Regions from separate parts of the Homo sapiens genome. Here region 2 is linked to region 1. A link is an interaction called in ENCODE POLR2A ChIA-PET data of the cell type or tissue named here. Cell type or tissue: Panc1. All regions are shown on one strand. Each heading gives the region's core, and the rest is flanking DNA. Links, peaks and the distances in the headings are about the cores only. Region 1 overlaps ZNF143 (zinc finger protein 143). Region 2 has its middle 38 kb from the start of WEE1.

What was found. ChIA-PET counts read pairs that join two places held together with the same protein. Peaks named below come from ENCODE experiments on the same cell type or tissue, not always from the same donor. Only the 100,000 strongest peaks of a DNase experiment are listed, where the experiment ranks them.
Region 2: POLR2A ChIA-PET joins it to region 1 with 5 read pairs; 16 of 35 experiments call an interaction of 5 or more read pairs at or near these places.

The regions. Positions count from the first base shown.
Region 1 is chr11:9,466,746-9,472,120 of GRCh38, forward strand. ZNF143 (zinc finger protein 143) reads left to right here. Exons shown (of 16, transcript NM_003442.6): 2 at 4,557-4,675. The coding sequence starts at 4,564. Among named protein-coding and RNA genes, the nearest start is that of ZNF143, 8.4 kb to the left of the region's middle. In Panc1, for the core only: no CTCF peak of the experiment used is centred there; no DNase peak of the experiment used is centred there.
Region 2 is chr11:9,533,103-9,538,477 of GRCh38, forward strand. No RefSeq gene overlaps it. Among named protein-coding and RNA genes, the nearest start is that of WEE1, 38 kb to the right of the region's middle. In Panc1, for the core only: a CTCF peak has its summit at 2,179 (motif pointing right); a DNase peak (open chromatin) is centred at 2,209; H3K27ac peaks cover 999 bases.

The DNA of each region.
Region 1 (5,375 bases), core at 211-5,210:
GGAAAATTTTAATGGTCTACAAAACACAATAAAATAGCTGACTGTTTTTAGACTGAAACGATGAGAATATGGTGCAGAGAGCAGTAAAGATATTATTGTAATACTTTTAAATATTACAATAGAGTAATACTCTGGTTTTTTTTTGTGTGTGTGTGTGTGTTTTTTTGACACAGAGTCTCTCTGTGTCACCCAGGCTGGAGTGCAGTGGCGCGATCTCGGCTCACTGCAAGCTCTGCCTCCCGGGTTCACGCCATTCTCCTGCCTCAGCCTCCGGAGTAGCTGGGACTACAGGTGCATGCCACCGCCTGGTTAATTTTTTGTATTTTTTAGTAGAGACGGGGTTTCACCGTGTTAGCCAGGATGCTCTCAATCTCCTGACCTCGTGATCCACCCGCCTTGGCCTCCCAAAGTGCTGGGATTACAGGAGTGAGCCACTGCGCCCTGGCCAACTATGTGTAATACTCTTAAGTGAGGGGATGAAAAAGGAAAGTGTTTTTTTTTTTTTTTTGAGATAGAGTTTTACTCTGTAGCTCAGGCTGGAGTGCAGTGGCACCATCTTGGCTCACTGCTGCCTCCACCCTCCGGGTTCAAGTGATTCTCCTGCCTCAGCTGGGAGTAGCTGGGATTATAGGCACCCGCCACCATACCCGGCTGATTTTCTTATATTTTTAGTAGAGACAGGGTTTTGTCATGTTGTCCGGGCTGTTCTCAAACTCCTGACTTCAGGTGATCCACCCGCCTCAGCCTTTCAAAGTGCTGGGATTATAGGTGTGAGCCACCATGCCCAACAAGAAAAATTTTAAAGGGTGAAAATCATGGCTGGCTGGCGCAATGGCTCGTGCCTTTAATCCCAGCACTTTGGGAAGCTGAGGCGGGTGGATCATGAGGTCAGGAGTTCAAGACCCGCCTGGCCAGCATGGTGAAAACCCTTCTCTACTAAAAATACAAAAAATTACCTGGGCATGGTGGTGTGCGCCTGTAATCCCAGTTACTCAGGAGGCTGAGACAGAACTGCTTGAACTTGGGAGGTGGAAGTTACAGTGAGCTGAGATGGCGCCACTGCACTCTGGCCTGGGCGACAAGAGTGAGACTCCATCTCCAAAAAAAAAAAAAAAAAAAAAGTTGTCTGTCAGGAATTCCTTCTATAATTTTCACAATTATCTAATGATGCTTTGCTTTCCTTACCTATGTCACGATGAGCAATTTGGGTGATAAAATAGTAGCATATACAGTGTTCCTCTTGGGGGTAATAACGTACAGTCTGGCATTGTAATTTTGAAATAACATGCTTTTTAACAGAGCAGCATCAGAAATGGTGTTTGGAATATGTCAGAATCTCTTTCTTTTCTCTGCTGCATCTGTTCCTCATATTCCCTAGTTTTGCTGAAAGCAATCCAGGGCATGCTTACCAAACTGCTCTGTGCATGGAGTGCCCTTATTAAACCATGTCCATTAGTGCTACTTTATTGAAGTTTAAGAGAGGTGTTTTTTGTTCTTTTTCACATCAATAGTTCAGTTGAGATCAAACCATCACCAAAATGGGGATACCTAATGACTAGACCTAGATGTTCATTTCTAAATTCTTGTCTCTGCTCTCAGCTCTTTCCTGACAGGTATTTTTAGCTTTAAGCCTAGTAGGTCCTATCTCTGTTGTCACTTCAAAGGTATCAGGCTCTACCTACCTGCCAGTCAGTTTCATATATTCAGTTTTTGAATAGTCCTGGAACTGCACAAAGCCTTCAAGTTTCAACATTTCACCTATCCAATAGGATATTCTGCCCCAATTAGAATTGGCAGTATGAACTCTTTGCCCATACTTTAACCCTTAGCATCATATGGAGTCTGCGAGAACTCTATCTCATTTGCTAGCACGTTCTAATTACTTTTTACTTCACTGAATTATATTTAATTAATGGAACATGCTTACACTCTGGCTATATTTAAATATAACTCAAGGCTGGGTGTGGCTTATGCCTATAATCCCAGCTACTCAGGAGGCTGAGGCAGGAGGATCACATGAGCCCAAGAATTTGAGGTTGCAGGGTCCTGCCACTGCAGTCCAGCCTGGGTGACAGAGTGAGACTCGACTTTCATATATCATATATTTTCTGGGCACGGTGGCTCACACCTGTAATCCCAGTACTTTGGGAGGCTGAGGCATGCAGATCACTTGAGGTCAGAAGTTCGAGACCAGCCTGGCCAACATGGTGAAACCCCACCTCTACTAAAAATACAAAAATGAGCCAGGTGTGGTGGCACGTACCTGTAATCCCAGTTACTCGGGAGGCTGAGGCATGAGAATCACTTGAACCTGGGAGGTGGAGGTTGCAGTGATCTGAGATCACGCCATTGCACTCTAGCCTCGGCTACAGTGAGATGCCATCTCAAAAAAAAAAAAGTAGAGTAATGCAGTATTTGTCTTTTTGTAACTGAAAATTAGCCTATGCTAATTTTATTCTCAGCAGGGGTCTTTTTTTTTTTTTTTTTTTTTTTACCACCCCCCCATACGGAGTTTCGCTCTTGTTGCCCAGCTTGGAGTGCAATGTTGTGATCTCGGCTCACTGCAACCTCCACCTCCCGGGTTCAGGCAGTTTTCCTGCCTCAGCCTCCCAAGTAGCTGGGATTACAGGCGTGCACCACCACTCCCAGCTAATTTTTGTATTTTTAGTAGTGACGGGGTTTCACCTTGTTGGTCAGGCTGATATGGAACTCCTGACCTCAGGTGATCCACCCACCCTGGCCTCCCAAAGTGCTGGGATTACAGGCATGAGCCACCGCGTGCAGCCCACAGGTCTTAACAGTAGGGTACTGGTGTTACTTTGAGTCTTCTCTGCCAGCTTTTGGAGGTGCCAAGGAAATGACGTTTCAGCTTGTTCTATGAACAGTTATAGATTATGGATCCTTTTGTACCTAAAAGGTCACCCCTTGACTTTTTCTTTAAATGTGCGTGCCACCACATCCAGCTAATTTGTTAATATTTTTAGTAGAGACAGGGTTTCACCATGTTGACCAGGCTGGTCTCGAACTCCTGACCTCAGGTGATCCACCTGCTTTGGCCTTTCAGAGTGCTGTGAATCCAGGTGTGAGCCACTGCACCCAGCCTTGACTGACAGTTATCATGGCACTGATACCTTTTTGTGTATCTGAACAGTAGTTCCCACTTTTGGTCTAATGAAGGTACAGTTTATAGTATTTCCAAGACAAAATTCTTCAAGCAATCCTAAACGTAAAAAGAATTACAAATTATTACTACTATCTGTGTATTGCTCTTTTAAATATTGATGCTAAGTCAGATCTTTGGACCTGGAAAGGTCCTCAAGACATCTTCTGGTTCAGTTCCCTGTCCCAAGGCAGCTACATTATCCCAGCTACTGTTTGAGATAAGCCATGGTCCACAGAGGTAAGGAGACCTGGAGGTAGAAGGGAAGAAGGAGGTTGTGTTGGTGATTGGTAGAAGAGTTGCCCATTCATCCATTTATTCTGTACCTATTGTACTTCTACTATGGGCCAAGCACTTTCTAGGCACTAGAGTCAGCAGTGAGCAAACAAACAGAAGTCTCTGTCCATTCTCATGGAAGGGGAAATAGATAAACTAAATACATAAATACATGTAATTTGTTAAATAATAAGTACTGTGCAGAAACATGGAGGGGAAAAGAAGGATGGGGTTTACCATGATTGAGCAGTTGGGAGGTGCAGTTTGAAATGGGATGGACAGGGAAGCTCTCATTCCATTTGAGCAAAGACTTGAAGAGGGTAGGGAATGAATAATGAAGATACTGGGGACAATGTTTCAGGCAGAAGGAAACTCAAATGAACACGTTCTAAGGCAGCAGAACATCCAATATGCTTGAGGAAAATGCCAATGTGGCTGAAGTGGAGTGAATGAGATGGTGAGTAGTAGGAAATGAGGGGCAAGATCATTGGCCTCATTGATCAGTGTAAGGATTTGGGGATTTTACTCTGAGAAAGTCCTCAGAAGGTTTTGAGCAGAAGCGGGACATGAGCTAACTTTTCCCTTCAAAGGACACTGACCGCTGTGTCAAAAGAAGAGTGTAGGAGGCTAATGGAGAAGCAGGGAAATAAGTTAGGATGCTGTTATAGTAATGCAGGTGAGAGACTGGTTGTGGCTTAGATCAGGGAAGTACTGGTGAAGGTTGTGAGAGGTAGCCAGATTCGGGGTAGATTTCTGAAGATTAAGTCAACAAAATATGCTGACACATTGTAAGTGGGAATCCTCAGCAATGCTAAACCCAAAGGACTCTAATTATGGGAATTCTAGAGATCATATGAAACTGATGGGCACAATTCGTCAGTGTACTTCTAAGTTGCTAAGCGCACTGACAAATTGTGCCCATCAGTTTGAATTGTTGAATTATAAGAAGCATGCCTTGGACTTTGGGCTAATACTCTTACCCTACATATTGAGTGAAATTTCATCTTATTTCCAACACCATTACATCCTCAGCAGCTTTTTGTGGTTCATAAATATTCTTTGTAACTTTCATTTCACATGTATCATTCTTTGTTCCCAAGTGTCTTTATTTTTCTTCAAGGTAGAAGATGTTGTTAGCCCAAATAAATCGAGATTCTCAGGGAATGACAGAGTTTCCTGGAGGAGGGATGGAGGCGCAACATGTTACGCTGTGCTTGACAGAGGCAGTCACCGTGGCAGGTGAGCAGTTGTGTTTGAAGGGATGCGTTTGAAAATATCATTTATCTTAAAAGAAAAAAAATTTACAACTTCCTAGTTCCTGATTTAGCAGAAAACAATATAAACCTAGGTCTTTTTATGAGGTGTTTTGGTGTTTTTTTTTTTGAAACGGGACGGAGTTTTACTCTTGTCGCCCAGGCTGGAGTGCGATGGTCTGCTCTCGGCTCACTGCAACCTCTGCCTCCCAAGTCCAAGTGATTCTCCTGCCTCAGCCTCCCGAGTAGCTGGGATTACAGGCATGTGCCACCACGTCCGGCTAATTTTGTATTTTTAGTAGAGACGGGGTTTCACCACGTTGGCCAGGCTGGTCTCAAACTCCTGACCTCAGGTAATCAACCTGCTTCGGCCTCCCAAAGTGCTGGGATTACAGGCATGAGCCATTGCGCCCAGCCTCTATGTGTATTTTTTATCTTGGTGTGGGTACAGGAGGGCAGGGAATTTTTTTTTTCTTTTTCTTTTTCTTTTCTTTTCTTTTGTTTTTTTTTTTTGAGACAAGGTCTTGCTTTATCGCCCAGGCTGGAGTGCAGTGGTATGATCACGGCTCACTGTAGCCTCAGCCTTCTGGCTTAAGACATCCTGTCACCTCAGCCTCCCAAGTAGCTGAGACTACAGGCACCCACCAGCGTGCCCAGCTAATTATTTTATTTTTAGTAGAGACAGG
Region 2 (5,375 bases), core at 232-5,231, 66 kb after region 1:
AGGATTACAGGCGTGAGCCACCGTGCCCAGCCACCATTCTATTTTCTGTCTCTATAAATTTGACTGTTGTAGGCGCCTCATATTATATTTGTCTTTTTGTGTCTGGCTTTATGTGTACCTTTAAAAGCAAGTTTTTCCTGTCTTTTGACCAAGAGGTTGCGTATTTTCATTTTTGCACGGAGCCGCACAGATTATGTAGCCTGTCCTGCTGAGGCGTGCGCTTCTATTAGCCCTTCTGTTTTTGCTGCAGATGTGTGACCTGTGTTTTGGGAATATATTATCTCTTGTTAGATTATGGGCTCCTTTAAGACAGCTGGGGATTTAAATTTCCCGGTAACTCCTGGAGGTCTTGCAGAGTAGCAGGGCACCTCTAGCTGTTCCCTCCAGTTCCAAACTCACGTGGCTTGAGATGTACAGAGAGATTCCTCAATTCTCCATGCAGGAGTTTCGTTTTGCTTCTAGAGCACGGCTAAACTGCAAGGACAGAAAATCTTGCTGAGAATGAAGAATGCTCAAAATTCAGGATAATTGCATGAATAGTTAAAATTGCCTGGCAAAAGCTTTTTCTGCTCACTTTTCTGCATTCAGACTGTGAAACAAAAATAGAATCTTGGGACCTCAAATTCACTAGGCCAAAGCTTGGGAACTGAGTCATGCAAACAAAAAAGCAAAAATAAAACAAAAATACGGCCTTTCTTTTGTTCCCAAAGAGCTGTAATTTCACATGCTCACCTTATCTTATAAAAAATGTAGATTGACTGAGCATGAGACTAATGCATAATTGACTTTTCCTCTACCCCTTTCTTTTTACATGTAAAACATAGACTCACTGAACTCTAACCGGAGCCTCACAAGAATGTAACCACTTGCCTCATTGCCTACCCACCCTCCTTTTTTTTTTTTCCCTTCCCCTCCTGCTTGCCCTTTCCTCTGTGAAAGGAAAATAAAAACTTGGGACCCTAATTTCACTATGCCAAAAGAAAAATATTAAGCTGAAAGCTGAATTATCCAAGAAGTTACTTTTCCTTTTGTTCCTAAGCAAGTAGCTACAGATAAAAAGTTAAGTATCTCCACAGAGCTACTCTATGTTCACCTTAGCTGCTACAAAGATGAATATATAATTGACTATTCCCCTACCTGCTCCTTTTCTCTTGCAACATGTGGATTCAGTCATGTGACCATACCCTCCGTCTTTCCCCTCCAGCCTGCTTTTCCCACTTTTAAATATTGAAGCCCTCAAAACCATATTTGGAGAAAGGCACAGACCTGTCTCCCAAGTGCACGTCCTTAACGCTGGCAACATAAATTTCTAAATTAATTGTTACCTATCTCAGATACTTTTTGGTTTACACCTCTTGAAATATTGAAGTTCCCCAAATCCTCTTTGGAAAAACACGGGTCACAGATCGTATTGTGACTTGGGTTTCTTTTTCCCAGGCACGTCCTCAGCCTTGGCAAAATAAACTTTGAATCAGTTGAGATCTGCCATGGTCATGTTTTGGTTTACAAGATGAAAGAAAATGAGATTCCAGCTCTAATGTCAATTCCAGATTTCTTCCCACTTTGCCTCACTGCTGCAGGGGTTCCCTGGCACGCACAGGTCACAGCACACAGAAGCCCCCCACAAGCCTAATCACTAATCTGCCCCAAAGCCCCCCAGCCTAGGAAAGGGATGTGGAAAACAGCTCTAATCTGGGTGCAGACTCAGTGCCAGTGCCCTTCACACAAATTCTGCAAATTCTAAAGAAAACCCAAAGTGGTAAAAAAAAAAAAAAAAAAAATCTCTGCTGCCCCAAGGGGTTTGGCTTATCTTTTTAAATAGGAAATCTTTACTCCAAGCCAGTGACAGGGCTTTTGTGCTGATGAGGGCCCTAGGAGCACAGTAGGTCCCGCTTGAGGGCAGCTCCCACACTCACCTGATGTTTTATTCAGCTAAAACTCATTAGGCATGTTTCCCCACTGCCTTAGGGCTTTTCTAATATCCTGAAATTGCTTCATGTTCTTTTAACCGAAAAAGCAGGGGCAACAGAAAAATGGGAGCGCTTCTTTTTTTTTTTACAAAGGTGGGCTTCACTGTTGGAAAGCTGGTGGAACCTTTGGGTATTTCAAAGCCAAAAAGAAAAGCAGCTGGTTAATGAATTAAAGGCAGGATGGTGGGCCTTGGGGTCCACCACCAGCAGGAGGCGCTGTGGAGGTCCAGGGAGCAATCCATCTGCTTGCTTCACCATTTCCTTCTGGGACAAATGAGCCAGCTGTGCCTTGATGGGGGCAGTCAAAACAAGGCAAGTGATGAGAAGAACCCTGACAGCCTCAGGCCATTGGGACATCACTAAAGAGGAAATGCCCTCACCAGACTAGTTTTGTCTCCTTGCACAATCTGGCAGCCTCTTTTGGTTTTATAGCCAGTGTTGACCAAGATGATACTTCCAGGAGTAGCTCAGATTTGGCTTCCTGAGACGCCAGTTGCAATCCTGTGACAAGAAGGTGCTGAGAACTAATCATTCTCACACAGGCACTTCCAGGGCAAATCTCTGCCAGGCCTAAGGAGTCTCCGGCCCCAGCCACTCATTCCTAGCAACATTCCACACTCTTTGTTTTGTTTTTGAGATGGAGTCTCGCTGTGTTGCCCAGGCTGGAAGTGCAGTGGCACGATCTCGGCTCACTGTAACCTCTGCCTCCCAGGTTCCAGCAATTCTCCTGCCTCAGCCTCCTGAGTAGCTGGGAATACAGGCATGTGCCACCACGCCCAGCTAATTTTTGTATTATTCGTAGAGATGGGGCTTCACCGTGTTGGCCAGGCTGGTCTTGAACTCCTGACCTCAGGTGATCCACCTGCCTCAGCCTCCCAAAGTGCTGGGATTACAGGCATGAGCCACCAGTCCCGGTCTTTTTTTTTTTTTCTGTTTGTTTTTGAGATGGAGTTTCGCTCCTGTTGCCCAGGCTGGAGTACAGTGGCACGATCTCGGCTCACTGCAACCTCCGCCTCCTGGGTTCAAGCGATTCTCCTGCCTCAGCCTCCTGAGTAGCTAGGACTATAGGCGCCTGCCACCATGACCCCCTAATTTTTTGTATTTTTAGTAGAGACAGGGTTTCACCATGTTGGCTAGGCTGTCTCGAACTCCTGACCTCAGGTGATCCACCTGCCTCGGCCTCCCAAAGTGCTGGGATTACAGGCATGAGCCACTGCACCCGGCCCATTCCACACTCTTAAACCCAGTCTTAAGGTGAGGCCAGGCTGCTGCCGTATTTGCCGTTCTGCATGCCTTCTACAGTCTTAGGAGAAGGTCTACATGGTCACCTTCCTTCATCCCCACAGGGAAAGTCACTTGCTCATCCACAGGCAGAGCCCTGTCCAGGGCTCCAGTGTCAACCATGACTGGAGACAATAGGCTGTCAATAGATTCTATCCCAAGTTCTTGGACAAGAAATTTTGGAATAAATGCCAAACTTATAGGATAAATGCCAAATTCTTGTCCAAGAACTTGGGATAGAAGCCCCATTGCTGCCCTGCCCTTGGACCCAAGTCTAATAAGTGGGCTCTGACATTGTTCTTGAGGATTGACTCTGCCTTGATCACCTCTCCTGGCCCCCAGACTTGCTAAACTGTGGCTATGTTTATCCCAGCAAAACTCCACAGGACTCAGAGTTACTGAAATCCAGCCTGGTAGCAAGGGGTCTTATTCAAGGGGTCTTATTCCTACCATGACTCCTCTCTCCTCCTGCCCCTGAATTCTCTACCCTTCAGAGGAGCTTTTTTTTGTTTGTTTTATTTTATTTTATTTTAATCCTATGACACTACTTTTTTGCCTGATTGCCACTGTTAATTTTTATTTTTATTTGAGACAGGCTGGGGTGCAGTGGTGCAATCTCTGCTCACTGCAACCTTTGCCTCCTGGGTTCAAGTGATTCTTATGCCTCAACCTCCCGAGTAGCTGGAACTACAGGCGTGCGCCACCATGCCCGGCTAATTTTTGTATTTTTAGTAGAGACGAGGTTTTGCCGTGTTGGCCAGACTGGTCTCAAACTCCTGGCCTCAAGTGATCTTCCCACCTTGGCCTCTCAAAGTGTTGGGATTACAGGCGTGAGCCACCGTGCCTGGCCTGCCGCTGTTGACTATGTCTTCAGATACACAGTGTTGCATGAGGGACCAATAAATCACAGGAAAGATATAGAAATGGCAGTTTAAACATATCAAAAAATGCATAACCTCACTTATAATAAGATAAATTAATATTAAAACTATACCAAAATTATTTCAAAAAGTTTTTTAAAGTTTAAAAAACCTATACTGGGCTGGCTGCAGTGGCTCACGCCTGTAATCCCAGCACTTTGGGAGGCCAAGGTGGGCAGATCACGAGGTCAGGAGATCGAGACCATCCTGGCTAACACGGTGAAACCCTGTCTCTACTAAAAATACAAAAAAATTAGTCGGGCGTGGTGGCAGGTGCCTGTAGTCCCAGCTACTCGGGAGGCTGAGGCAGGAGAATGGCATGAACCTGGGAGGTGGAGCTTGCAGTGAGCCGAGATGGTGCCACTGCACTCCAGCCTGGGTGACAAAGCGAGACTCCATCTCAAAAAAAAAAAAAAAAGAAAAAAGAAAAAACTTATATGAAATCCCATTTTTCACCCATAGAATCGGTAAATATCAAAAAAGTTGATAATGTTGTTGGCAAAGATGCAGGAAAATAGGTTTTTGTTTTGTTTTGTTTTTTTGAGACAGTTTATTGCCCAGGTTGGAGTGCAGTGGTGCGATCACGGCTCCCTGCAGCCTCAACCTCCCAAGTTCAAGTGATTTCCCCACCTCATCCTCCTGAGTGGCTGGGACTATAGGTACAAACAACCACACCCAACTGATTTTTAAATTTTCTTTTTTTTTTTTTTTTTTTAGACGGAATCTCGCTCTGTTGCCCAGGCTGGAGTGCAGTGGTGCAATCTCCACTCACTGCAACCTCCACTTCCCAGGTTCAAGTGATTCTCCTGCCTCAGCCTCCCAAGTAGATGGGATTACAGGCATTTGCCATCACACCGAGCTAATTTTTGTATTTGGTCTCGAAATCCTGGGCTCAAGCCATCCTCCTGCCTCAGCTTCCCAAAATGCTGGGATCACAGGTTTGAGCCACCATGCCTGACCAGGAAAATGATTGTTTTGTCTGAGACAGGGTCAGGCTCTGTCTCCCAGGCTGCAGCATAATGGCGTGATCTGGGCTCACTGCAACCTCTGCCTCCTGCGCTCAAACCATCCTACCATCTCAGCCTCCTGAGTAGCTGGGACTACTGGTACGTGCCACCAAGCTCTGCTAAATTTTTTTTGTTGTTGTTGTATATTTGGTAGAGATGGCGTTTCACCATGTTGGCAAGCTGGTCTCAAAACCTGC